Linked DNA regions of Homo sapiens: all the other regions are linked to region 4. The links are chromatin contacts, found by Hi-C or POLR2A ChIA-PET in ENCODE. All regions are on one chromosome and are shown on one strand. Each heading gives the region's core, a stretch centred on a gene start or an enhancer-like site at or near the end of the contact. The rest is flanking DNA. Distances are from core to core; before and after follow the strand shown. Region 1 holds the start of ATP1B1 (ATPase Na+/K+ transporting subunit beta 1). Region 2 holds the start of METTL18 (methyltransferase 18, RPL3 N3(tau)-histidine). Region 3 holds the start of SLC19A2 (solute carrier family 19 member 2). Region 4 holds the start of TADA1 (transcriptional adaptor 1). Region 5 holds the start of NME7 (NME/NM23 family member 7).

Region 1 (4,998 bases), core at 2,377-4,876, 2.2 Mb after region 4:
TTGATTTGTCCTGCCTCTTCTCCCAGCCCAGCTTCTGACTGGCCACCTTGCTACAAACAGGACTGCTCTGTCCTGCTTTTACCTGCCAGCCTGTCTGCCTCCAGCGTAGATTTTTCTTCAATCGCAAGAGCATCTATTCATTTCCTGAGTTAGAACATGTCATCCTCACTGGGACGGAGGTCTCTCACCGCTCTCCTGCCATTCCTGCTCTCCGCTTCCCCTCATCCACCCACAGAGCACTAACCTTGGGCAGAACCAATCACAGGACTCCAGAACCATGCCTCTTCCCCAGCCTGCACTGAAAAAAGGGATTAAAAATTGTTCTCTTCCTCCTGAGCCTTTAAACTGAACTGAATAATTTCTTTCTCCTTTCTGCAGAGAAACACTGGGTTTCCATACGCATTGACTGAAAAGTTGTCTTAGTTCCCCATGGTCCACACCCTCTTCCACGCCCAGCCACACACTCCACCTGCCGGGGCACCCCTCCCTTTGGAGAACCACACATGTTCGGCTTTCAACCTGCTGCTACAGCACCCTTCACAGAAGGGGCCTTGGAACAAAAGCCCAGCTCAGCACAGCCCAACGGGACATAAAGTACTTGAGTTATTCATTACTTGAGTTGGAGGAGGTCACACAGCAGGAAGCGCACTGGAAAGCAAGGGGAAAGGTGGCAGAGAGGGTGGGGAATGCGTCAGGGTGACCTTCTAGGGGCTGATGGGAACTCAGAGTCCTGGTATGGGGTGGGTATCAGAGTGGGAAGGTGACAAAGTCATAGCAACAGCCCCAAGGTTAGCCAAGGTCAAATGGAAACAGCTGATTATAATTAAGCTAGCTACTTAGCTCTTGCCATGCCTCAGGCACTGTGCTTAACACTTTCCCATATCGCTCCTTTTATCCTTGCAATAATGTATCACTTCAATTTTATGACTGAGGGAACAGCCCTGGAGAGAACAAGTGACTTGCCCAAGGTCACCCAGCTAGCATGCATGTTCTGAAGCTGGGAAGGTGAATGTAGGTCTTTACCAGCTTGTTCTGTGTGATGAAGTGGTTAGATGAGTGGTACAATTCCAGATGGTCTAGAGTGGCGGGGCAAGTGGAGTCTGAGATGAGCTACTGAGATAAATCTGGTTCCTATAGGGCTGAGATCATGTTTTCCAGCAGCAATCCCAGGACTGGGTGGAAACCTGGAGGTTTTCAGGAAGGCTGGAGGAGGCTGGCTTAGGATGAGCTGCTGCATTGGCTGTGCAGACGTGACCCTCAGGACTTCATCTGAACCTGTGAAGAGTTTCCATGCAGGGAAGGGGGGATGAGTAGAGCTAGGGACCTAAAATTTGAGAGGGGAAGATATTCCCCAGTGGAAGACAGTAAATCAAAGACTAGAGACCAAGCATCAGTCTACTGGGTGTTTGCTACACCTCTGAAGAGCTAAGGTAGGACACTTGTTTTAGGAAAAAAGAAAATCTGTCACTGGAGACTCTCTTTATATATTTTGTCTTACCATATGCTTCTTTTGGAAGGGGGGTTGGGAATCAAGGTACAGGAACGGAGTGGGCACAAGTAAGGGCACCACCAACTCCCAGAACCGCCTCATCCCTTCCCATGCTACCCTTTCCCCACTCATCTCTTTTTGCTGATTCTGCCTACAGGTTTTCCCTCCTGTTACAGTAATGGACACTCAACAACACATACCCTTCCCAGCAACCTGTCCTGCTGGAAAACTACTCGATAAGGTAACTTCTGCCTGAAGGGGACCAGGGTCATCATACCCGCAAGTGCAGCATCTTCCTGCAGCTCTCATACTACCAAGCTGGGGTTTTTCCAACATAAACATTACAGGTGCTAAACGAGAGGTGGCTTCCTTTCTCAATAAGCTGTTCTCTCTCTCGGATGCCCTTGACAGAGCCCTGCAGCCTCCCCCACTGGGGCTTGGTGGATAGGTGGTCGCTTCTCCCCCGAATTTCAGGAATGTTTAGGTTTGCACAGGTCCTGCAGGCGAGCTTGGAGAAGGATTAGAAAAATGCTCATTCTTAATCAGTTCGGGCTTGTCTTTATGCCAGCGAGGTTGACCTTGGGGACAGAAGGGTGGCCAGGATAAGGACAAGCATCCTGGTATTGGGGAATTCTCTGATATGGGGCTGGGACGTCAAGATGGGCCATGATGGCCCCTGGGGATAGGGCTTCTCTGCAGTGGAAGCAGAAGCATCCCGGTGTTTTCTGCTGTGTCACTGTCCTCAGAGGGATGTATAAAGCTGCTTGGGGGCTCATAGGAGAGGGATGAAACCAAGAGTTTGGCTTTCCAGCAACAGCGGACAAAGAGTGGGAAGGGGTACTCTATGCCCCAGGTCTGCAACATCTTGCCCTATGCGCTAGGTTTTCCCAAAGGTCCTTTGGCTCCAAGAATTTTACAGCAGAACAAAGGGATCGATACCCCCAAGGGGGCATAAAAGCATGCCAATGAGAATACCCGCCGCCGACCGGGCACCAAGAAAGTCCTCGGTGGCTGGGTCACGTGCAGATATTGTTGCCTGGGGTCTAGACTGGCCTGAGTCTCAATTGGTTTCTACGGGACAACTCACTGCGGGCTACCGCCCTGGGTGGGTTTGGCAATTGTCCTGCTCGAGGTGGTTCAGGCCGCCCACAAGGGGCACAGCCGGGCAGTCAGGAACCGGGGCTGCCGGCTGGGCTGGCCTGCAAAGAAGAGGGAAGGGCCGGAACTGCAACCGCAGTGGCGGGGAGTGCGAGGGGGCGGCAGGTGCAGGAGCGGGAGGCGGGGCGGAGCTGGGCAGAGTCCTCGCCAGTCCGGCGTCCCGGAGTGACCTTCCCCCACCCCGCCAGCGCCCAGGAGGGGTGGACCCACAGCCCAGGGAGGCCGAAAGCGCGGGCGGGCAGGCAGAGGCGTGGAGGCTGGGCCAGGACTGCCGGGCTGGGGTCCTCGAGGCTCCGGGCGACCCAGGTGCGGATCCCCCAGCCACGGAAGGGGCGGTTCACGCCCAGCCGGGAGCTGGGAGGGGGCTGCGCGGCGCTGCCTGCGCGTCCCTCACCGCCGCCCCCGCCTCCTCCTCGCCCCGCGCCCAACGCCCCGCGCCCAGCGATCCAAGCGGCCCCTCTAGCCCCGGCGGCTCCTTTGTGCCGGCCCCGAACCCGCCCTCTCGGGCCGAGTCCCTGCCCCTGGCGCCGGCGATTGGCCACCGGGCCGCTAGAGGGCGGGGCGCACGGCCGCCGGGGCGCGGTATATAGTAAAGGTAGGGCGGGCGCAGCCAATTCCTCGGCTCCTGGCGGGAGTGCCGGTGGCGCCCCGCAGTCCGCTTGTCCGTCCTTCCCTCTCTGACTCTCCTACCCCGGGCCTGTCTCTGCAGAGGTCAGGGGAGGCGGGGGCCCAGCACACGTCCCCAGTGGCAGCGGGAGCGGCAGCTACGGGTTCGCGGAGCCCCCGACCCCCCAAGGGCTAGAGGAGCGCTCGGCGGACCAAAGAAAGCCCGCGAGCGGCTGCGCGCCCACCAATAGGTGCGGGGCTCGGAGCCGCGCAGCCTGCGCCGTCCCTCCCTCCGCCCCCGCCCCGCCGCCGCCGCCGCCGCCGCCTCCCCCTCCTCCTGCTCCTGCCTTGGCTCCTCCGCCGCGCGTCTCGCACTCCGAGAGCCGCAGCGGCAGCGGCGCGTCCTGCCTGCAGAGAGCCAGGCCGGAGAAGCCGAGCGGCGCAGAGGACGCCAGGGCGCGCGCCGCAGCCACCCACCCTCCGGACCGCGGCAGCTGCTGACCCGCCATCGCCATGGCCCGCGGGAAAGCCAAGGAGGAGGGCAGCTGGAAGAAATTCATCTGGAACTCAGAGAAGAAGGAGTTTCTGGGCAGGACCGGTGGCAGTTGGTGTAAGTACGGGGTCCGCAGCTCCCGGCCGCCGCGTCTGATCTTTCCCGGGCGGCGCATCCCCTGCGCAGGGTCCGCGGCCGGTTCCGCACCCACCGCGCTGGCCGGGGTGGCGGGGGCGAGGGTGGTGGACGCTGCTGGGTCGCGCCGGCCTGGGCTTGCAGTCCTGTGCGGAATGCGGTGTCCCCAGAGTGGGGCGCAGGGTCGGGGCTGGAACACGACAGGCGGAAGGTTATGCATATCGTAGCGATCTTGGCTTGGTAATTTGCAGTCTTTCCTACCGTGCATCGGTTGAGCCTTTTACTCCTGGGAATAGTCAGGCTCTGCGAGACTACATTTGTCTCTCCCGTGTCCTGAGTCCTTAAAAAAAAAATGAGATCTGGGGTCTTGAGAGAACCTCGTGAGGTGATGGGATCTAATGCAGACGAGGTTGTGTGTTACAGCATCTTTCTTCTAGTCTAAATACGTATCTCAAAAGAGAGGAAAGAGAAGGGTGGAGAGGAATCCATCCACACTGTAGTATTTCACAGCGATGGCTAAGGATTTCCCTCCATGACCTCCCCTGGAGTCATCACCACCCAGAAATGGTTCAATAAGCTCCATTTCAGGACTCCGATTCTTAGCTTTGGCCCGAAACCTGGCAAAGTCTGGTTGTTTTCAAGGTCTACACAGACAGTTGTGGATCAGTCAGTAGGTTGGGTTGATTATGGTGAAGGGAATATAAACGCAGAGCAGCTGATCTTAAAATATTTTGTGCAGCCTGTTGCTTGGTTGGATAGACTTTTTTCCATCGAAAATTAGATTTCTTGTTTTCAGCCTCTCCGGAAAGGTGACTTTTTTTTTTTTAAAAAAAAGGTCATTTTGAAGGGCAGAGTTGTAGGCGAATCTATGAGTCGTGACTGCGTGAGGGAAGGAGGGAGGGAACTCCCCCTGCTGCATCACTGCCCCCTCCTCCTCCAACATCATCATCATCATCATCATCATCATGACCATCACCACCAACACCACTGGCACCACCACTGCAGTCATTCAGGGAGTCCTGAACAGAGGCCGATTGGTGTTCCTGCTTGGGAGGATCTGTGGGAATCGGCAGGAGAATGAGTCAGGGAAATAGTGCTTAGCTGACATTTTGAAATG
Region 2 (5,310 bases), core at 1,322-3,821, 2.9 Mb after region 4:
GGAGAATACCGGATTTTCTTACAAAATGATTTCCCAGGAGATCTCATCAAATGCACGAGGATACCTTCTCAGTTTCACCTAGTGAGTAAAAGACTGGTAACATAGCTCACTTACAATTTGGATAAACAAAACTAAACAAACAACATCAAAATTTCAGAAAAAATAATAGCAAAACAGAAATCAAACACTCAAATTTTTGGTCCTTCTGTTTATTTCATTTTGGATACTCAGTGAATGTTAATTAACCAGGAAACTTAAAAGTTATTTCAATTATGAACCTCTTCAATCCTTCATCAATTATTTTGAGTATTCTGGTCTTAAAAACATCTCTTTCTTCTACAAACTTCTGAAAGAGATGAACACCTCCACCTACACCAAAATAATGTGCTTTGCTGGCCAAAAGTACACGTCCATTTTTACTTAACAGTCTAAGGAAAGTCTGGTGCAAATTACTATAATAATCTGGGTTGTAAATGGTTTCTGAGGTGAGAATGAGATCATATTTTACAAAAAGTTTTTCACTACTTAGTACAAGCTTACAAAACTCAGACCACTCACCAGAAAAAAATCGGCATTTATATAGTTGTGTTACTTTTGGTTTCCTGCATCTTTTCACATCTGGCTCATTTACATCATTTTCTTCATCTTCCAAAGTGGAGTTAGCTACTACATTAGGTAAGGTTACTTCATCAATCACCATACTGTTATAATCTTGAAAGTGAATTTCTTTGGACCCTCCCTTGAATGCAGTTATACCTAGTAAACCTGATCCACAACCAAGATCCAAGACTTTTTTCCCAGCAAATTTCACTTTGGCCTTTGTGAAATAAGCCAGGAGGTCAAAGGTACATTCCCAGATTTTTAAGCCTCCCTCATAAACACCTGTAATCAGATCAGAGTGAGAAGAAAAGCTTTTTGAAACTATGTTTTCTCCAGGGAAGTTCTCTTTCAACAAGATGGTTTTCACTACTGATAACTTAACATGCTGGAAACCTGGTAATGTTTCTATGACTTTATTTTCTAACATCTTCTTTAAATCTTTAGGCATAGCATGCTCTTTGGCAGCTCTCAAGGAGGGCTGTTTTCCATGTGGCTCCAAGTTCCTTGAACTGCTGGCTGCACTGAGTGGACTGTCTGTGTCTTGAGAGGGAGCTGCATTTTCCATTGACTTATGTTCCCACAAGTGATCCTGAGGCAAGTCAAATTGTTCTGCAGAACATTTTCTGTCCCTCTCTTCTCCTTTTTGACTTTCTGAGACTGACAGCTCTTTTGAGGAATCCAGGGTCAAAGCTCCATCTCTAATGGGTGTTAATTCATTTTCCAGATGGTCTTCTATAGTGAAATTAAACTGAAAGGTCATCCTCTTATTAAATGCACACAATCTTTAAATTCAGATTCTTCAACTTCTGGATAGAATTTGATGATACACACAAATCTGCCTCAATTATTCAATTAGTTTTGTTGGGCCCAATTTCTCTTTAGCAGCTTATACATGGTAACAAATATTTAGAGATATTTCCAAATGACTTTTTAGACGTCTTTGGTCCTCTTTCCAAGCAGCTCTGGAAAGAAAAAAAAAAAAAAAAGAAAGAAAATGATGATTAAAGCAAAATGGCACATTTCACTAAAGTGTAATATTAAACAGCCACCCCCACCCCTCCCTGTCCCACCATACAGCTGCTTTTTCTTAAAAAGTTGTGGGGAAGAGAGAGAGATAAGAGATTTGGACACTCATACACACCTTAAGGGTTCCAAAGTGGGAGAAGAAAATCAACTATAAAAACAAACAGAAGAACAACAGCAACCACCACCACTACCACCTGGACAAACATAAAGTCCAAGATATTCAGACAGGACAGCCTAGCTACTTGCTGTCTTTCAGCTGTCTTGATTTGTGTCCAACCATATTCACCCCCTAAGCTTCCAGAATAACTTCACTTCTGTCTTTTACAGAAGAGGTGCAGTATTTTATTTTGGTAAGTCAGCGTCCCTTTAAAAACATGCATAGGTATGGCCTGGTGTGTGTAAATTCATCCAAGACTTCACTCCAAACATTTAGTCGAGAACAGCAGCCCTAAGTGTATAGAAGTGGGGGTAATTTGGCAATAATTAGTAAAGACTAATTCGGTGGCAGAGCAAACGCAAACTAGGGCACTGCAGTAGTTTGGAGAGACCTGTAGAAATAAGAAGCAACTTTATTGAGAATCTTCTATCTACTGCGCTAGACACTATACCATCTGCCTCAATTTTCACAGTTCTGGCAAGTGGGATCTTTGTTCCCTTTATACAAGATTTACAATTTGGGGGAGAGGCGGGTCACCCAGTCCCGCGGCTAGGAACGCGCCTCTTTCCTCTCCCATCACGCTGCAAGGCTTGGAGTCACTTCCGGCTGCAGGTCCCGGAACAAATCCGACCCCAGAAGTGGGGACTTCTGGCCCTCACCTCCCCATTTGAATGTAATGTTTACAGTGATCCAGACCTGGGGATGCTTGCTTCCCGACGTGTCCTGGGATCGCGCTTCTGAAAAAGCTCACCTCACAACGCCTCCTCCGGACCTAAATCGCGCACCAGTGAGTCGAGTCCTCCAGGGGCTAGAGAAGCCCGACTTTCTTTCCGGCCTTGAGGGACCCGGGCTCACCAAGAAACCAGCCGCCCTCCTCTCTATGGTTTTGGAGCCGGCGGAGAGCGCGCAAGGGTTGGCGGGACTGCGAGTTTCCGGTCTGGGCTTTGGCGGGTCTGGTTTGAAGCTCTCCTGTTTGACGAAAGTATGTCTCAGGAAGGTGCGGTCCCAGCTAGCGCGGTTCCCCTGGAAGAATTAAGTAGCTGGCCAGAGGAGCTATGCCGCCGGGAACTGCCGTCCGTCCTGCCCCGACTCCTCATATCCTTCCTTGGTTGTCACTTCTACCTAGAGAAGGGTGTGGGCGGGTCGCGAACCTTTCTCTTCTGTCCCTTCAGACCCACCGCCAGGCTGGGTTATATTACCGCGGCCTGAACCCCCTCTTTTCTTTGTCAGTGAGTGGGATGAAAAGTGAGGGACTGGAGGGGAAGCGACAACCGTGGTAGATTTAAGTAAGGCTTTGGCCCTGGAAAGCCTCGCGGACGTGTTCTGACCCAAGGTTTTAGCAGTGGATGTGGCGTTTTCTTCCATTCCTTCTTTCAGTTTTTCTGTACTCGTTGCTTGCAATTAAGTGTAAATACTTTTGCTAGTGGATAATGGGGGAGGCAAGGACTGAGACCTGCGGTATGACGATAGCTCTGGCTCTTAATAGTTTGAGGTAAAGCGAGATACTCTGAGCTTTTGTCTCCCGTAAAAAGGGTGGTGAATATGAATAAGGGCTTTCTTAGCGTTATAAGAATTAAAGGGCATAGTTCTGTGGTGTGAAATCTTTAAAAGATGTTCAGTAAATAAAAATGATTTTCCTCCTTCCCCTCTCAGACCTCTTTTTCTTCTTTCTTTCTTTTTTTTTGACAAGTTCTCACTCCTCTCACCCAGGCTGGAGTCTTTCTGAAAGAGTTCTTCCGCTTGTTGTTGGCTTTCAACTGTTGGATTTGAGGCGCTTAGCGCCTTCTTCGTCCGGGTGCAGCACATTCTTGATTGGTCTCATGCCTTTGTGGTTGTAAATGTGCCTGGAATCCTAGCCTTTCATGGTAAACCATATGTATATGTATCTTTTTCACAACATTTGAGCCCAGCTTTATACAATTACACTCAAAAGAAAAAAAGTAACCTTCACTTGAGAGAATCTCAATACTGCACAAATATTGTGCAGCTAAAGCCCTATGTAATCACATAGAAGTCATTCACCTAGGCATTAGCAAAATCTCAGAAGGTGCCAAAGCCCCCTTTTTTAGTTTTTGTGTAGGTACAGAACTGCCGTCTTCAAGGAGTTTCAACTTGAAAACAAATAGCCACCCTCAAAACATTCAAAAACACTTAAACTGCGTGCATAATGTGTGTGAGACATGGTGTTAGGCTTTGGGAGAACAGAGACACGGAACGTGATTCCTCTTCTTCCCCACAAGCTTATAGAGAGACTTCATTAAGTTGAAAGTCAACATTCCCACCTAGCTTTGCACTTCAAACGACATATTCAAAAAAGCCCAAACTTCCTCTAGTTTTCTTCATCTGAGTAAATGGTTTCACAAACTGAAACCTTGAATCCTCTCTGTCTCACACACCCGATCAGTAAGTTCTATTGTTTCTGATTCCAAACTATGTCTTGAATCAATCCGTTTATCTCCATCCTCATTGCTACCACTCTGATTCCAAACCCTTATCACCTCTCACTTGGAGTATTAATAGTTTCCTTGTTTCTACTCATAATTCATTATTCCAAAAAAGTTAAGAGGGGAAAAACATAGATCTCGTCATTTCCCTTTTTAAACCACTTTACCTTCAAGGTTCCAGGTGATCTAAGCCTTGCCCTTCTCTCATACCTAGTTAATTAACTACACTCTGTTCATGAATACATTAGGCTCACCTACCTCAAGATCTTTTTGCTCAGCCTGATTTGTTCTCTCAGCCTTTTGCATATTTCATGTTTATGTCTTGGCCCAAATGTCACTTCCTTAGAGGGGCTTTTTCAGAGCCTTCAATCTTAGGCAGTTCCCCCAAACGCAGTCTTACACTTGTATCACATTGGCCTGTTCAGTTTTCTAAAAAGCACATTACCATTAAAAGAAATGCTCTTGTTTGCTTTGTATATTTTCCACTTCTACACATTATGTTGCAAAGTTCATAAAGGCAGGATGTTGATTTTCTTCACAGCGTTACCCTCAGCACCTAGAACAGTGCCTGACACATAGTAAGCATTCATTAAAGGGCTAAAAATATTTCATGTTTTAAAAATACTTGGGAGTCTAATTAGACAATACTTTTTTTCAGCTTAATGGTAGTATTTTAGCTTCACTATTTTAACAAATGAAAAATTTGCAATAAATCTACAATGCCATTACCCCCCAAAATCTTTTTCATGTTTTGCATTTTACGTATTATTTTCCAGGCCTTACCTGCATGTCTGCATAATCATAACTGACTAATTTTGGAACAGCTGGTAATTATTTGAGCTTTACTGAAATTTTTTCATGAGGCCAATTCTACCCTACTGAACTCAAATTTGAGTTAATGATGACCTCATTTTGATTGCTGCTGTAAAAAATAAGATTTCGGAAGAGGAATGAATTCTTGTATTACTGTGGTAGGACTATGGGTTTTTTTTTGTTTGTTTGTTTGTTTTGAGACGGAGTCTCACCCTGTCACCCAGGCTGGAGTGCAGTGGTGCGATCTCAGCTCACAGCAGCCAGGTTCAA
Region 3 (5,599 bases), core at 1,715-4,214, 2.6 Mb after region 4:
TGAAAGGATAAAAAAGTTTTTAGAGATAAAGATCTGTTTTACTGAAAGTCTGGCCTTCAACTATTAACATACAGTCAAATTTTAGCCTGCTTAAAACTTACACACTGGTATCTGTTTTAAAATTAATGCTTTTCCTGAAATCTAAGAAAAAAACTTTTGAGAGTAGACAGAAGAAATCTTTTTCTCCTCTCCTTTTGTTTTAGGATTTAGTTAACAATAGCTCTATTCAAACCAACTTGGCCCTTCTGCAGTCTTCTAAGAGCAAATACAAACTTTAATACAAATGTCGCTGAATATGACTTAGCATTAGCTTTGCTTAAAAATCATGTAATTTTTTTTATTTAACTGTCCATGGCAAAAAACAAGCATTCAGTAAGTAATGAATAAGTTGTTCTATTTATTTCAATTATTAGTTATACAAAAAAACGTAGGGTTTGCCACAAGGTAAGCAGAGGAGAATCAGCCATGATTTGGTGGTCCTCTGAGAAGACACCCCTTCCCCAGACTACTAGATTTCTCTTCAAATCCCACGCTTTTCCTCAACTAATTTGCAATAAGAGAAGTACACTTATGTTTTTTGTTACACAATCAGCAAATAGTTACTACGCCTGGCAACTCTGCTTTATTTCTGTGCCCCCTGAACACACTTCACTCACCTTGAAAAGCTTTCTGATAGGACAGAGCACATGATCTTGGTAGCACGTCACACAGCAACCTTCTACCCAGAGCACATGACAAAACAGATCAGCTTTCAAATATCAACACTGGGAACATGTTTCTCTCCCTGTGTTTCACTATCCGGAAAGGCGCACAAACTGTGCAGATCACATGGCAGTTCACATGAAACTTTAATGGTCAGCTGTTCACAGCAGTATCAATTCTGCCTCAGTGGCTACACCTCAGATTCAGTGGTTGTTTTGGGTCTCCAGAATCATACTTTCTCATATCAGTGCAGTAATTTTCTTGTAAAATCATTCTGTCATGAAATTTGGCTGTTTTGACATTATTGCTTTAAATCAGTATTAAAACTCAAATAGGTTATGAATAACTGTTACGGTCGCTTATGTAATGATCCACAAGACTGAGAAACGGCCCAGCCACTCCATCCCACAACTGGCAGGTCAATAGGGTAATTTAAGGCCAGGCAAAAAGTCAGTGATACTTGCTAGAAGTGAACAAATGTCAGACTCTCAAGTGAAACCCTCAATACGTAAGTCAATACTGATTCTTAATTCTCTCTCAAGTGCCCTTGAAAATGACGGAGCATTGCAACAAACAAACTGCAAACAACAAACTATGAGTAACTATATCTCGCCAGTGTGCAAATGATTCCGGTAGTGCCATCTCTTGTTCTGACCTGTTATGCAGGGTTACTGAGTGGCTACTCAAAAGAAGTGACTGACTACTACCCACATAGAGAAGAGTAAGGTTTAAATGGGAGGAGTATTTTACAGCACCTGGGGCAAGGAGGCAGGGTGGAAGGAACAGGTGTAGGAAAAAAGAAAAAGCTCTCAAGTGGCCCCTTGACTGATAGTAGGAAAAAGAACATGAGACCTCAGCTTTCACCCTTTGTTGTATTCAAGGAAGAGGGTGTTGAATCGGCTTTATTTCGGTTTTGTGGAAGTACTTTGGGTTTAATTTCTTTCTCAGTTTATATATTGTCTTTCTTCTGCAAAAATCAAGTGCTGGTTTTGACCATGCACTTAAATAGGTCAGCACATTTCTAAAGTACACTATGCGCTTCTGAAGTACTTTATTTGTAAGCCCTCATCTAGGGAAAAAATCAATCAGCAAGAAACTCTTGATGATGGACTACGTGCTCTCAATTACCCTGAACATCACAGAAGGCCTTCAAAGACATCACCTTGTATCTGAGAAGCAAAACTAACATCTGTGAAGCAACAATTCGCAATACAAGAAACACTATAATTAAAAGTCAATTATGTTTCACCATCTGCCTTTATCCCTGGAGGTTGGTCTTAAGGTAGAGAGGGGCAGGATATCCTTGGACACAACCTCACCCAATTAAAAATCAAGACAAATTAAGATGTTCTGTACTTCTGTCCTGTCCTTACTTGATTAAGCCCACCCATTCTGCCAAATGCAAACAAAGTAAGGTATGGACAGGAAGCAGGTGAAGGAGGTAGAGGGAAGATCCTTTCAGAAAAGCAGTGGTTGCCTACTTTCAGTCAATGAATATTTACTAAGCCGTGTCCAAAGTACACTTTGCTGTTTTCACTTCTTTGTCAAAATATTGCCCCCTCGCCCCCAGCAGGAACTGCTGGACCAGTCTGGGCAGTCACGCTAAGCCACATTACAACACGATCAGCATACTGCCTGACGCACAAGGCACGGGGCCTCTGGACGCGTGTTCTGAGCCCTTCGCAGGAGACTCGTCCTACAGAGCCGAAGAAAACAGAAAATCATGAACACAAAGAAGAGCACGAAGCCGACCTCCAACTGGCAAAATCAGAAATCTCTGCCGAGAATGGCTCGAGCGCTTTTCTCGGTCCTCTCTTCCTCCGCTGCCCACCCGCAGGCCGGTCGCCCGCCCTTCCCGCGCCCCGCGTCCGCCGCGCGTACCTCCCTCTCGGTCAGGTTCTTGTCCGGCCCCAGCAGGTACGGGGTCAGGAAGGGCTCGGACGGCCTGAGGCTGGCGAAGAAGCCGTAGGCGCAGAGCAGCGCGGTCGGCAAGAACCAGCATTCGCGACGGACCCGAGCGGTCCGCAGGAGCACAGTGGCCGCCGCCGCCGCCGCCCGCCGAGACACCGGGCCGGGCACATCCATCCGGGGCGCGAGGGGAGGGGACCCGGCCCGGCCCCTTCCTTCTCCTCCTCCGCCAACTGGAGTGAGGGTCAGGCACTTGTAACCGCGAGTGACGCCTTCTCCCTGTAAGGCCAGGACGTTCTGGACTCGCCGCCGCCTCCGGCTACAGAACCCCCAGCTTTACCCTACAGACGCCTCTAGGGTCGCTGCCTGATCGCCCAGTTTAAGGGAGACCCGTCCTAAGGCCCACCCTCTGCCACCGCCTCCACTCCGGGAACCAATCACAGCGGACGCCGGGAATACTTGCCTGCTCTTCCATTGGTCGTGGGTCACACGACGTGAACTGGGGCGGTGGCAGCACGCCAGGCCTCTGACGTCCCAGGGCTCAAGCGCGGAGGACATGTGGAACTCCACTCCAAAAGCGGCGGCTTGCGGCGGAGCTCTCTCTAGTGAGGCGGCCAGCTGGCGTTCGTGGCACACTTGCTGTCGGCTCCGCTCATCTGTTGGGAATGCGTCCTGTGGGCCTAGTCCTCCGCTGGAAGAAACGCGCTGTTCTCCCCAACCACCGTTTATCATTCTTATTCACCGTCTCCGGAATGTCCATTCAGTTTCCGCTCCTGAGAGACTTAGTGACTGAGGCCAGGCAAAGATTTCACCTTGGGGAGGGGGAACGTTAAACCTTTCCTCCAGCAGCTTTCGTGTTTTAAATTGTATTCATCCGCCATGGAAAGACATCAGAAGCCCAGGATCTAAGAGACAGACTGAAATGAAGAAAGTAGATAATATTGTGAGAATAATGAACAAGCTGGTCACTGAACAGCAGAACCGTAATGGAGTCCCAGTTAAAGGGTTTTAACTTTATTTCGTCACTTTTTGCAAGCATGATACAAAGAAAACAAACACCTAACTACGCTACGGTTTATAGTTAAAAGGAAGGTGGAAGATCCTGAGTCATTACAGCAATCACAAAACATGATGGATTTCTTCATTTAAAAACACAAAAGAGGTCTTGGCATAGTTTTCAAGGGCAAAGCATGACAAGACTCTCCAGTGCTTTCTTTCATCCCCCTCTGTGTGCCTTTTTCTGCCTGACTCACAGCCTGGCTCAATCCTAATCTTTCTACTGCAAAGATGCAGCATTTAAAGCAATTTTTCCTGTGCAGTATTTGTAGAATGACAGATCCTGCCAGAAGCTCTTGGAAACATTTTGGAACTATCTTGCTTTTCTGTATGTTATGATCCATCTAGCACCGTTTTCCTCCTGTGGTAGCAAATGACACTTTTTTCAAGCATCAGCAGCAGAAATGAGTCTACCAGATGGAATAAGATACTGGTAAAGGGAAAGATTTGTTTCTAAGACTGCACAAATGAATGCACCCAAATCTGTGAGTTGATTAATCTGTGAAGAAATACAACTGGCAGTATTTACATATCTCAATGAGTCTCAAAGTGTGGTCGAGGAAGCCCTGGGGGTCCTTGGGACCCTTTCAGAGGTTCCACGAGCTCAAATCTATTTTCATAACCATGCTAAGTCTTTATTTCCTTTTCCACTCCAGAGGCTATATAATGTCTGATGACATCATCGCTTTATAGGATGAGAGAATACGTGCTTGTATATTCTTGTGTTTGTAAGACTTTCCAGGTTTAATTTATTACCATATGGCAATTTTCAATAAGTATAACCCACAAAACCCAACAGATTTTTGGGGCACCTCTAACAAGGGTCCTAAGACCAAAATGTTTGAGGACTGCTAATCGATATTATTCAATTGTCTAGTCCCCTAAACTCCAACCCTTCTTATCAGGACTACAGAGAGAAAACAGGTGGTCTTCTTGACAATCGCTTTGTATTTACATTCAGTGCTTTAGTAGAAGAGAAGAAAGAAAGAGAAAGCAAGCCAGAGAGGCCTCGGAAAGAGAAGCCTACTTATTAAAAATAGCTTTCTGGCTGGTCACGGTGGCTCACTCCTGTAATCCCAGCACTTTGGGAGGCCGAGACGGGCGGATCACTTGAGGTCAGGAGTCTCAGACCAGCCAGGCCAACATGGCGAAAACACGTCTCTACTAAAAATGCAAAAATTAGCCGGGCATAGTGGCATGCACGCCTGTAGTCCCAGCTACTTGGGAGGCAGAGGCAGGAGAGCCACTTGAACCCAGGAGGCGGAGGTTGCAGTGAGCGGAGAGCGAGACTCGCGAGTACTCGTCTCAAAAAACAAAACAACAATAACAAAAACAGCTTTCCATCCCTTCCCTGAGGCTTGGGTACCTGAACCACGTTAATCTGTAAATCACTGCTTCTGTAACTTTTCCTTGGTATAAATCACATAGGCAATGAGGTTGGGTATAAACAGTAATTGTCCTTGAATTGGGTAGATGTTTTCTTATTATTTTTGTCTAAGAGGTCATTGCGATAGGCAGAATTCTAAGAATGATCCCCAGTGACGCTTGCCCTTGTATAACCCCCACCCATTTGAGTGTGAGGTGAAACCTATGAATTTGATGAGGCAATACTCCTGTTATTATGTTACGTTTTATGACAGATGTGAGATTTTCCAGGTGGGCCCAATCTAATCACAACAGCCCTTTAAAAGCAGAGATTTTCCGTCTGCTAAGAGCAGAAGAGGAAGTCAGAGAGATTTGAAGGATGAGAAGAATTTGACGTGCTGCTGTTGGAGGGGGCTACATACCAAGAAATGTGGGCATCCTATAGCAACTGAAACTGGCTCCTGGCTGACAGCCAGCAGAGAATCAGGATATCAGTCCCAGAATCATAAGGAACTGAATTCTGCTAAAAACCTAAATGAGCTTGGAAGTGGGATTCTTCCGAGAAGAG
Region 4 (5,416 bases), core at 2,808-5,307:
GGGAGGTGTTTGGGTTATGGGAGAGGATTCCTCACCAATGGTTTGGTGTTATCTTTCCTGGTGGTAATGAGTGAGAGCTCGCTCACTCTGTGAGTTCCTGCAAGAGATTCTCCAAGAGCTGGTTGTTTAAAAAGAGCCTGGCACCTTCCCCATTTCTTGTTTCCTTTCACAAAGTGATCTGCAGGCCGGGCGCGGTGGCTCATGCCTATAATCTCAGGACTTTAGCAGGCCAAGGCGGGCGGATCACCTGAGGTCAGGAGTTTGAGACCAGCCTGACCAATATGATGAAACCCTGTCTCTACTAAAAATACAAAAATTAGCCAGGTGTGGTGGAACGCACCTGTAATCCCAGCTACCTGGGAGACTGAGACGGGAGAATCGCTTGAACCCAGGAGGCAGAGGTTGCAGTGAGCCGAGATAGTGCCATTGCACTCCAGCCTGGGCAACAAGAGCAAAACTCTGTCTCCAAAAAAAAAAACCAAAGTGATCTGCACATGCAGGTTCCCTTCACCTTCCACCATGAGTGAAGCCACCTGAGGCCCTCACCAGAAGATGCTGGTGCCATGCTTTTGGTACAGTCTGCAGACCTGTGAGCCAAACTAACTTCTTTATAAATTACCCAGCCTCAACTATTCCTTTATAGCAACACAGACTAAGGACAAATACCAAAAACAAAGCCAATCAATCCCTGTGAAGGTCAGGACAATGGGTAGAAGTATAAGTGGGTCAGATTACGAAGCACTGGATATACCTAAAGAATATTAAATAACATATGATCATGGCCGGACGCAGTGACTCACGCTTGTAAGCCTGGCATTTTGGGAGCCCAAGGGGGATGTGGATCACTTGAGGTCAGGAGTTCAAGACCAGCCTGGCCAACATGGCGAAACCCCGTCTCTACTAAAAATACAAAAATGAGTCGGACATGGTGGTGGGCGCCTGTAATCGCAGCTACTCAGGAGGCTGATGCAGGACAATCACTTGAGCCCAGGAGGTGGAGGTTGCAGTGAGCCGAGATCGCACCACTGCACTCCAGCCTGGGTGACAAAGTGAGACTCTCTCTCAAAATAAATAAATAAATGCATAAATAAATAACATATGATCAAATCCTCAAAAGAAATCAGGCACCTATTTGAACATGGCATTCTACTGGCTACTATACAAAGTGAGTTGCCTAGCAAAGCCCATGTCTTCCTGGAAGCAGCTTGGGCACACAACCCAACCAGTCAGACATGAAGGATGTTCAGACCACTGGATAAATAGCAAATAACTCATATCCAGCCTCCGTGCATAACCCTGTATGTTTTGCCTACCACCGAGGACCACACTTAAATAGGTTGTGCAAACCAAAGCAAACTGCTCATGGAGGAAATATAAGAAATGACTGTACAGTACAAGAGTATTACTGACTATTTAACCCAGAGGTACTTTTTAAGGAGAAGGGAAAAGAACAATGAGAGAATGGAAAAACAAATTTAGAACTATACGTTACCATTAACTGTTTCTGGCATAAAAATCTCTTTTGATTGCATTTTAGTGGGGATTCACACTCCAGATGCACCAAATTTAGCTTCAGCATCAGTATTTGACCAACATCAGACAGTCGGCTTTGGCCTTTAAAAACTAAATAAGGAATGCTAACTTCAAAAACACTTTTGGCAGCCCTGAACCTGTAACTGATGAGTATGGGATGACAGAGGTCACCATTGCATCTAATCAGGGTTAAAGGCAATCATACACAAGCCAGGTCCTTCAGATTTATTTTGGTATGTAAACGTTTGCTTTCAAATATTTGTAAGCATTCTAGATGGAACAGAGTGAAATGCCCCTTATGTGCTTAAAAATGTAAATTTTGGCTGGGCGCGGTGGCTCACGTCGGTAATCCCAGCACTTTGGGAGGCCAAGGCGGGTGGCTCACGAGGTCAGGAGTTCAAGACCAGCCTGGCCAAGATGGTGAAACCCCATCTCTACTAAAAATACAAAAATTAGCCGGGCGTGGTGGCAGGTGCCTGTAATCCCAGCTACTCAGGAGGCTGAGGCAGAGAAGTGCTTGAACCCAGGAGGTGGAGGCTGCAGTGAGCGGAGATCATGCCACTGCACCCCAGCCTGGACGACAGAGCAAGACTCCATCTCAAAAAAAAAAAAGGTAAATTTTATCAGTCGGTATTACAAAAGTAAAAAGCTACAGTAATTAGGGTGAAAGCTGTCAATTTTACCTATTAAAATAAGTAAGAATATTTAATTCAATAAGCACAGTGAACATCAATATCGAAAGACAATTTTCGGTGGTACACTATAGTCGGGTGTGGTGGCTCATGCCTGTAATCCCAGAACTTTGGGAGGCCAATGCGGGAGGACTGCTTGAGGCCAGGATTTGAGATCAGCCTGGGCAACACAGCAAGACTTTGTCTCTGAAAAAAAAAACTTTAGCCAGGATTAGCGGGGCGTGCCTACAGTCCCAGTTATAGGCTCACAGCAGGGGAGGATCTCTTGAGCTCAGGAGATCAAGGTTGCTGTGAACTGTGTGATCAGGCCACTGTACTTCGGCCTCTGCCACAGAGCAAGACCCCAACCCCCAAACACAAAGTGAAACATATCTCTGGGCGTAAATAAATGTTCACCAAAAATTAAATAATTATGCTAAAATAACAGTTTAGATTTTAATTTTAATCTTTTTATAGTTTCCATTATTATCTTGTTAGGATGAAAAGTAGACTGTCAACTCTGCCACCCCAAAATTTCACATGAAGGAAAAACTCCAAAATTCATGTATGACATCCAACCTAAGTAATTTCAATCCAGTAATAATAAAGAACAGAGAAGGATGAAAAGAAAGTATTGGAGAAAAATTAAGTATTCCCAAATTGCTCCTCCACCAACATCATTTAAAAGTATGCATCCACTGAGTAATGCAAATGTGTAGAATACCAGAGAAGCCATCTAGCAGCAACAACACAGGCACTGTAATTTTAAACGTTTATATTTGCTTCCTATATTTTTGAAAAATAAAGTTGTAATAACAACGTTTTGAAAATTTCCAAACTCTTCCTTGTATCCCAGAGGTTCCTTTTTTGCTCTTTGGCTTTGGCTTTGACTGGATACTGATTTTACCCTTGGCCATTCTGCACCTAACCTGACTGTGCACTAGGTCCCCTGCCATAACCTGGATGAAGGTCTGGCTGAGCGTCTCTGGGATCCTTTACAGCCCCTCTAATGCATCAGTCGGGAATCAAAAGCGTGGGTCCCAACTCTGACAGTGACTTTTGAAGAGTTACTTGTCCGCACTAGGTCTCAGTCTTCTCATCTGTCAAATGGGAATAACAACTGTACCTATCTCACATCTGTTGTAAGGATTAGATAATATATTTAGAGAGCTTAAAATGTTTAAAATGTCCGCTACTGCTATCATCACTATAATTGTAGTGTTCAATGACTGTGATTTCACCAGAGGGTCCGTCTGCCTTACGAAATTGCTGTCAAAAGAGCTTACCAATAATCCGTAGCAGATCACACCAGCTCAACAGGCCTCCACCTCCAGGAAGCCCTCCAGGGGCGGGCCGCCCTGCGCTATGCCCTCTGGCTGGACGCGTAGGGCTCCGGCTCACTCCGCCCAAGTCAGCCTCCCGCATCCCGCACGCCCGCGCTGGGGCCCGCACCTGCTCAGCAGGCCCTTGGGTGCGAAGTGCGCTTCTCCCGCCCCACCCAGGGCAGACAGTCCCGAGCAACGGCGCCCGCCGATGTCTCCCGGGCGCCCAGGAGGCCCGGTCTCTCCAGGGCGGTGAGTTCAGGTGGCCCGCCCCGCCCCGGCCGGAGAAACCCCGAAGCCCCGCCGCCGCGGACTCCAGGCTGCACAGGCCCCCGGGCGACGCGGGCGTCTCCGGGGCGGGCTGGCAGCCCGAGGCCAGGAGAGCACCCGCGTGTTGGCCTGGACGCTGTGCTAGGGCAGCTCTTACTGTTTCACGTTGTCCCCCAGGGCCTCGCTTAAGTTCTTCTTGGCCGCCTCCAGCTCGCTCACAAAGGTCGCCATTGCTCCGCGTGTCTCAGCCCGACCGCAGACCGCCCGGCCACCGCGATCAACAACCCAAAAACCAACTCGGCGGAAGGCCTTGGCTCTGGAAGCTAAGCCGGCCGCCGTCAGTCCCGCCCCCAATCTCTCAGAAGTCGTTTGTTTGGTTTTCGGCTCCGCCCGCCTTTTCGCAGGGAAGGTGCCCGGCCAAACTCTGCTCTCTTCCTCCCGCCCCTCGAGTCACGTGATCCGCTTCACCTTGTCGCGCGCCCATCCTAAACCCGCGCGCCCCGCCTCGGCTGCAACGTTGCTGACAGGCTGGCGTGTCCCAAGCTCTTTCATTCTGTTACCGCTGGGGCAATTCCGAATTCAGCCTGCTGTTCTTCTGCCTGGAGGAGTACCTTACCCCTCCATTTAAAAAAGTAAATGCAGTATCAGTTTTACTCTTTCCTTGCCTTATTTTTCCCCGAGCACTAACCGTCTCATATGACATTTAGTTGATTTATCTTGTAAATGTTATGGCTCGAGGACAGGAGTTGTGTTTTATTCACTGTTACCCGCAATTCTCTAGAGCAGCGCCTGGCACATAGTGGATGCTTAATAAGTATTTGAGTAAATGAGGTAACTATGTAAAATTTGGAAAATACACAGAAAGATAAAGATAAAAAGAAGGAAAAAGTGTTTTACCACTCCCGGACAAACACTTAACTGAGAGAGATTTCTCCTTCACTTCGCACACTCCCATGACTTAAAATATTCTATGTTCAATTTTGCACGTTTTTAAACTTAAGGATTTATCTGTAGTATTACATTGTCTTTAGAATAATTTTAATGACAACATATTAAATACCCCCACAGATAGAAGGTACACAACTTGTTTCCCAATTGTTAGACTGTGTCCATTTCTTCTCTATTAAAAAGCAATACTGTAATATTGCTTTTGAAGCATATAGCATAATGAAGCAAAACTTCTTTATGCATAAAACTTTTCCTCCTTTAGGATTATTACTTTAGCATAGAGTCCCACACATAGAATTACTGGATCAAATGATGGGAATATTTATAAATGCCTTGGTGTATATTGTCAAATTGCCTCCCAAAGTTTTTTAAATAATCCTAGATAGCTTTTAGATCTTGTGTAATTTCTCCAAAGATGTCCCCTTAAGTTCATTCATTCAACTTCCTCACTGCCCAACCTAAACCCACAAGCCCTGTCCTGGCTGCAATGCCAGCCGGGCACCTTCTCTTCACTTGAATTCATACAGTGAGCTCCTATTATGTGTCTGGAACTCTTTGAGTACTGGAGATACACAGGTGAAAGGAGATACAAAGGTCAGGCAAAGTCTTCCTCTCTGTGTCAAAACTCTGGGTAAGTTTTGACACATTTAAAAAATATCCACTTAAGTTTTC
Region 5 (5,390 bases), core at 2,358-4,857, 2.5 Mb after region 4:
GAACAACATAAGCATGAATTCCTCCAACAGTTCACATTTTAGTAAGAGTGACAGATCTATAAACAAATAATTTCAACCGAATGAGGCAAGTACAATAGGAGAGATGTATACTACATAAAATGGTGACAAAAAGAATGAACAATCAACCTCTTTTTCTTTTTTTCTTGATTTCACAGTGTGGAGGGGAAAGCTCTGAATATCTGCATAGATTTTAAATTTGTATTTATTTATACTTTTTTAGAGACAAGGTCTCGCTATGTTGCTCAGGCTGGCCTTGAACTCTTGGCCTCAAGCAATCCTCTGACCTCAGCCTCTTCAATAGCTGGGACTACACACATATGCCACCGCACCTGACTCGACTCAACCCTCTTTGAGTAGGGAAGGAAGGCATCACAGAAAAGACACCTACACTGGGTCTGGAAGTGAATCCACCTTTGCAAAAATTATAACAGTGAGAGAAATCTAACCTAACTGACTCCATATTGCTTCTAACCTCACAAAGCTAACTGCCCTTGCTCATACCTGGGCATAGGCAAGCTAACTATGGGAGAAATTTATAGTTTAACTTTGAAGCAAGGATGGTAATAGTCCCTTCCAAAACTGACCCCCTCTAGGGACTAAAACAGCCTTGTAAGACTAATAGAAGGCCGCAAGGTTAGGACTATGGGAGGGACCTAAAATCTGCTAAAATATAGGCATAGGTAAGCAATAACCAGCTACTGTTCCTTGCTTTTCTATAATTTCTTACTATTCAGAAGTCATGTAGCCAGAGGTCACAAGATTTGTAACTTCACCAATTGCTCCTTTAGATAACATCACTATTGTAAAACCTAAGATTGGTCTTGAGATATTTTCCAGGCTTCTGCATTCTGGCAAACCTCCTGATGCCACCCAGATACATGCCTCATACCAAGAAACTGACTCTACTAGTCCTATGACTCTCACCTAGACAACTGACTCAGCACAGGAAGACAGTTTGGAAACACCTATAAATTCATCCCCAACCAATCAGCAGCGCCCATTCCCTACCAACCTGCCCACAAAATTATCCTTGAAAACCACAACTTCCAAGCTGTCAGGGAGGCGGATTTTAGAAATATTTCCCATCCTTCCACTCAACTGCCTTGCCTCCATTAAACTCTTTCTCTGCTGCAACTCCTGCATTCTCAATGTTTGGCCTTTCTGGGAAGTGGGCAAGAAGAACACGTTGGCCTGTAATAGGAGAATAAATAAGTTTGGCAAGCAACAAGAGGGTGCAAGTATTCTGTGTAGAAGGAATTGCAAGTGCAAAGTAGAAAGAGGAGGCATACTACCAGTTTGAAGTTGCTTGGTATGTTCAATGAAAAGCAAGTAGCTAAAAGGCAAGAGAATTTTTTTTTTTTAAGTATGGAAAGGGAAAGGCAAAAGCTAGACAGAAAAGTGCTTGTTCATGGAGGAACTTGTGTGCCATTCTAGACATTTTACTGTAGGAAATAGGGAATCTAGAGTTTTAAGGAGGTGAGTAAATCAACAGGTTGGGTTTTTAAAAATTCCTTCTTGTGGCAGAGAAAATAATGGATTGGAGAATTTCCAGACCAGACTGTAAAAGTCACTATTAAAATAATCACGAAATGAGGAGATGACAAACTAAAATTTGATCTAGTGAACAACTGAATATGGGAGAAATAGAAGAGGGAGGAATGTAGGATAACTCTGATTTCTAGTTTAGGTTATAATATAGTAGTAGCATTATTTAACTTGGTGAAAATAGGAGAAACCAGGAGGAAAGATAGCAAGTTCAGTTTTGGTCATATTAAGTTTGAAGGACATTTGAGACAGATGTGTCCGGGAAGCAACTGAGTTAGGCATTAGTAGATCTGAGAGGAAAATTGAAATTTAGAAGCAAAATCAAAGGTGTTAGTAGAATCCATGTGAGTGGACAAAATCACCCAAGGAAAATGTCTAGACTAAGAAATGAAAGTAATCAAGGAGTTAATTCCAAAGAATGACATTCAAAAACCAGGCACAGCCAGTAAAAGGAATTAATGACTATGAACCTCAGTTGTCACAAAGAGACTAAGTAATGTAAATTTTGAGAAGTAATTACTGTATTTGGTATTTAAAAGGCCATTAGAAACTTAAGCAAGAACAACTTTCTTGAAGCCATTAAAGAAGCCAGACAGAAGACTTTTGTCTGTTTGATATAAGTAAAAATAATATCCTTTCAAGAAGTTTACTGATAGATAGGAGGACTAGGAAATAACTGGATAAACACAGGATGGAGGACATGGTTTTGCTTTATTTAATTTTCATAAGATGTGTGACTTGAGCACTGAAGAGAAGAAACTGGAGAGGAAAAGGCTGAACGCACAGGAAAGAAAAAAACAACTGGAAGCGAAATGTAACAGATGGAAGCAAATGAGATCAAGAGCAAAGATGGATGGATTATCCTTTAATATCCCTTTCTCTACACTAGAAATACAAGACTAAAGGCTCGGCAAAAATATAGAGCAATGTGTAGGTTGGGGGCATGAGGTTGAAGAAATGGCCTGTTATACTCCATCATGTTTAGAAAGGAGAAATGAAGAGGGCAAAAGACAGGGTTTGTAAAGGGAAGGTTTGAAAATGTCTTCACAGAGAATGGGTCAGGGGAAAACTGGGGTAACCAAAAGGATTGCTGAGTAGTATGAAGAAACAAGGGGTGGTGGGTGAGGGCTCTGTTTCTAAATTCATAGCTATAACTATCTAAAGATCTTTCTATCCTCCAGTCCGTTATCCATAAGTGCTTAAAAGATATGGTAGTTAAGTGAATTAACTAGAACCCTCTCAAACATAGGGGTGAATTAAAATAACCTATAGGCTTATTTAAAATGCAAATACCGAGCTCCATTCCTTTCATTCAGAATTTCCAGGGGTGAAGCCCAAACAGTGAATTCCAGAAGCTCTCCAAGCAATCCCAGGAGAAATTTCTGTTTAAAAAAAAAAGAAGAAGAAAGAAAAGAAAAGAGAAAAGAAAAGCAAGCACAGACCTAGAAGGTAACCAACTGGATAGAAGAGCGCTGATCCAACATACACCTGTTAATGGCCCTCGTGGGGGCGTGGGGCAGTGCTCTGCCACTCAGAAAAGCAAAAAGACTCCAAGATCTAGGGAGATTCAGATCAGTGTTGAGACAGTCACATACACACCACCCCATACTCTTAATAAAGCGCGTTAATGTGAATCTGTGAACATGAAAAATGCCATGATGAACAATGCAAACACATAATGTTTGTTCAAAACAGGTTATTAGACTCGATGCCTTACCCTAAATTTTCTGTTTCATTACTCTAGAGACTTAGTAACATTAGTGGAATTCAGGGTGCTGTAAGAAATACGGAGAGCGAGGAGACTGCAGGAACAGCCCGTGGGAAGGGGGAAAGAGATAACGGGGAGAAGGTCGGGAGGACCGGACAACTTTAAGTGCCCATCCGCCCGAAGACTTGGAAAGCTAAGTAAGTAGGACCCCAGAGCCGTTCTTCTGGCATCCCCTGGCACTCACCATTGTCTCAGGATCTCAGCACTAGAAAATAGGTATCGTTGAGACAGGAAGACACCACCACCACCACCATCATACGGTTACTCAGGCAACAAAGCCCCGCCCACTGTCGCACGAGGCGTGGGACGCCACCGCCCCACCTCTTCGTCCTTAGTGGCTGGGAGTAATCTCAGCTGCGTTCATCCAATCGACAGACCCGCCCCTCCACGCTGTCGCCTGGGGCTACGAGACGCCATTATTCTGTTTCCGGCAGTTTTACTTCCGTTTGTTTAACAGCTGGCCCGGAAGTTTAAGTGAATATGCGGCTTGGGCTCCAAAAGTTGCTGTACGGTATTTTATTTTAAAGTAGAAATCTGTCCGCTTTTCACTTACGGAGGCCTTACAGTGTGTGTTCTGTGTTACTTGAGTTTATACGCACTGCAGAATTTGTTTACCCTGCTCTTTTGGAAACGTATTCCGGAAGCGAAACCCTGAGTAATCGGAAGTGGTTAGGAGTGAGAGAGCTGCTGGATATGCGGAGGGACTGGGCGGGTCGGCTTCCGAATGGAAGAGGTCTGTGAGAAGTTAACCTGGTGATACCGATCCGAAGAGCCTATCAAGTGAAGCCCCCTGAAATACGGAGAATAAGAATCTTAGAGGTAAATCCGAGGACAAGCAGGTATAACTAAGGATGTTGGAAAGGGACGGAGGTCTGGCTGGAGCTCGGTGGCCAGTAGCTTTGGATTTAGGGAAAGATTGTTCCGGGAAGACTTTTTCAGACAGGGATGAAACTTAGGTTTCGACTTCCCCGGACAGCAAAGTTGACAGGCTTGTCGCTTCCCGGCCTATCGCTTTCATACCTGCTCACTCCCCCTACTTACTTCTTCACCCCCTCCGCTTCATTTGGCATTTGCCAGCAGGCACTCGCTGTGCCTGTACGTTTCGCAGAGCAGCTATCAAGGGCAGTTTCAGGGATCGTTACTCTTACGAAGGGTTTTTTGGATACCTCTTTTCGGAGCAGTAGAGTGTAAGTGTAGAAAAGTTTGTGACTGTTAAGAAAGTTAGTCGTCGGGTTCACTAATTGAACTGAGTTGTATCTAGTACTGAGAACGATCTTTTTTTGTAGTGAAACCAGTTGTCATCTAGTGTACAGTTTGTCATATTTATATCATTGCAGTAGCATCACCTTCTTATATGTTCTCTGGTAAATCTGAGTCTGTACTGTAAGACAATGTATACATTTCTGAAAGCATGGGCTCGATATGTTTCTCTTTTTACTTTTGGAGCTACACTATTTTAATTTTAACTTTTTATTACCAAAAAAGTATAAATTATGTTATCTTGAGTAATATTTTTTGTCGTTTGTTAAACATCTAAACAGAAGCTCCTTTTTGATATGTGTGTGTGTGTATACAAATTGTGTCGGTATGTCTCCTAAGAAAGTAATTACTTTAAAATTCCTCTTGTCATATGGATGACAAAACCACCACAGTAACTTCATTCCCTTTGCTTGGCTAAAATTCAGGACATACTTCTGACAATTTAGAGTGTATTGGTGAGGATGGTGAAACGGAGTATTTAGAAGTAAACCACCCCTAATTTTTTTTTTTGAGACTTTTAGTAGACATAACAATGCCTTCTGTGAGAATGGGATATAAGGGACATTTCTCTTTCTAAATGCATGCGTACTAAATACAGAAGCAATTAAAATATCATAACTTTTAAATTGGAGGTACTCTATGTGTTTATATGATATTTTTAAAATTATTTCATATGCATACATTTCTAGGTTGTTCAGCAGAAGTCTTGGAGTGCATTTTCAGTGGTTAAGGTGAAAAAATGACTACTAAAAATTTAGAAACCAAAGGTAAGTGGCTTTTTTATAATTGTTTTTAA

What was found. A loop is a pair of places that touch in the nucleus more often than their neighbours do. ChIA-PET counts read pairs that join two places held with the same protein, here RNA polymerase II (POLR2A). Pooled maps may share reads with other maps.
Region 1: a pooled map shows a loop between it and region 4 (6-fold over the local background). The contact joins the promoter of ATP1B1 here to the promoter of TADA1 in region 4. A Hi-C loop is called at or near these places in 1 of 168 maps with a recorded cell type or tissue (OCI-LY7) and 4 of 50 pooled maps. POLR2A ChIA-PET finds 5 or more read pairs at or near these places in 1 of 52 experiments (Panc1).
Region 2: a loop to region 4 is called in a map of naive thymus-derived CD4-positive, alpha-beta T cell, with 7 times the contacts of the local background. The contact joins the promoter of METTL18 here to the promoter of TADA1 in region 4. A Hi-C loop is called at or near these places in 1 of 168 maps with a recorded cell type or tissue (naive thymus-derived CD4-positive, alpha-beta T cell) and 6 of 50 pooled maps. POLR2A ChIA-PET finds 5 or more read pairs at or near these places in 2 of 52 experiments (activated CD8-positive, alpha-beta T cell and activated T-cell).
Region 3: a loop to region 4 is called in a map of naive thymus-derived CD4-positive, alpha-beta T cell, with 7 times the contacts of the local background. The contact joins the promoter of SLC19A2 here to the promoter of TADA1 in region 4. A Hi-C loop is called at or near these places in 2 of 168 maps with a recorded cell type or tissue (gastrocnemius medialis and naive thymus-derived CD4-positive, alpha-beta T cell) and 6 of 50 pooled maps.
Region 5: a map of CD4-positive, alpha-beta memory T cell shows a loop between it and region 4 (13-fold over the local background). The contact joins the promoter of NME7 here to the promoter of TADA1 in region 4. A Hi-C loop is called at or near these places in 1 of 168 maps with a recorded cell type or tissue (CD4-positive, alpha-beta memory T cell) and 12 of 50 pooled maps.

What each region holds. Positions count from the first base shown.
Region 1 is chr1:169,103,064-169,108,061 of GRCh38, forward strand. It overlaps ATP1B1 (ATPase Na+/K+ transporting subunit beta 1), which reads left to right and starts at 3,627. Exons shown (of 6, transcript NM_001677.4): 1 at 3,627-3,863. The coding sequence starts at 3,767. LOC101928596 (a long non-coding RNA gene) reads left to right here and starts at 1,061. Exons shown (of 2, transcript NR_135799.1): 1 at 1,061-1,430; 2 at 1,647-1,844. RefSeq lists enhancers at 2,044-2,617, 3,108-3,402, 3,191-3,763, 3,764-4,336 and a silencer at 2,675-3,594.
Region 2 is chr1:169,792,336-169,797,645 of GRCh38, forward strand. It overlaps METTL18 (methyltransferase 18, RPL3 N3(tau)-histidine), which reads right to left and starts at 2,572. Exons shown (of 2, transcript NM_033418.4): 1 at 2,480-2,572; 2 at 194-1,562. The coding sequence starts at 1,360. The coding sequence ends at 242. FIRRM (FIGNL1 interacting regulator of recombination and mitosis) reads left to right here and starts at 2,705. Exons shown (of 25, transcript NM_001320047.2): 1 at 2,705-2,780; 2 at 3,494-3,648. RefSeq lists an enhancer at 2,305-2,624.
Region 3 is chr1:169,482,980-169,488,578 of GRCh38, forward strand. It overlaps SLC19A2 (solute carrier family 19 member 2), which reads right to left and starts at 2,965. Exons shown (of 6, transcript NM_006996.3): 1 at 2,584-2,965. The coding sequence starts at 2,787. RefSeq lists enhancers at 2,370-2,429, 2,972-3,266, 3,070-3,319, 3,102-4,022, 3,330-3,399 and a silencer at 2,610-2,789.
Region 4 is chr1:166,872,207-166,877,622 of GRCh38, forward strand. It overlaps TADA1 (transcriptional adaptor 1), which reads right to left and starts at 4,058. Exons shown (of 8, transcript NM_053053.4): 1 at 3,954-4,058. The coding sequence starts at 4,027. RefSeq lists silencers at 3,515-3,914, 3,945-3,994 and an enhancer at 4,395-4,444.
Region 5 is chr1:169,364,190-169,369,579 of GRCh38, forward strand. NME7 (NME/NM23 family member 7) reads right to left here and starts at 3,608. Exons shown (of 12, transcript NM_013330.5): 1 at 3,519-3,608. The coding sequence starts at 3,521. BLZF1 (basic leucine zipper nuclear factor 1) reads left to right here and starts at 4,006. Exons shown (of 7, transcript NM_001320973.2): 1 at 4,006-4,153; 2 at 5,284-5,361. The coding sequence starts at 5,334. RefSeq lists enhancers at 3,445-4,644, 3,584-4,085, 3,748-3,827, 4,086-4,585.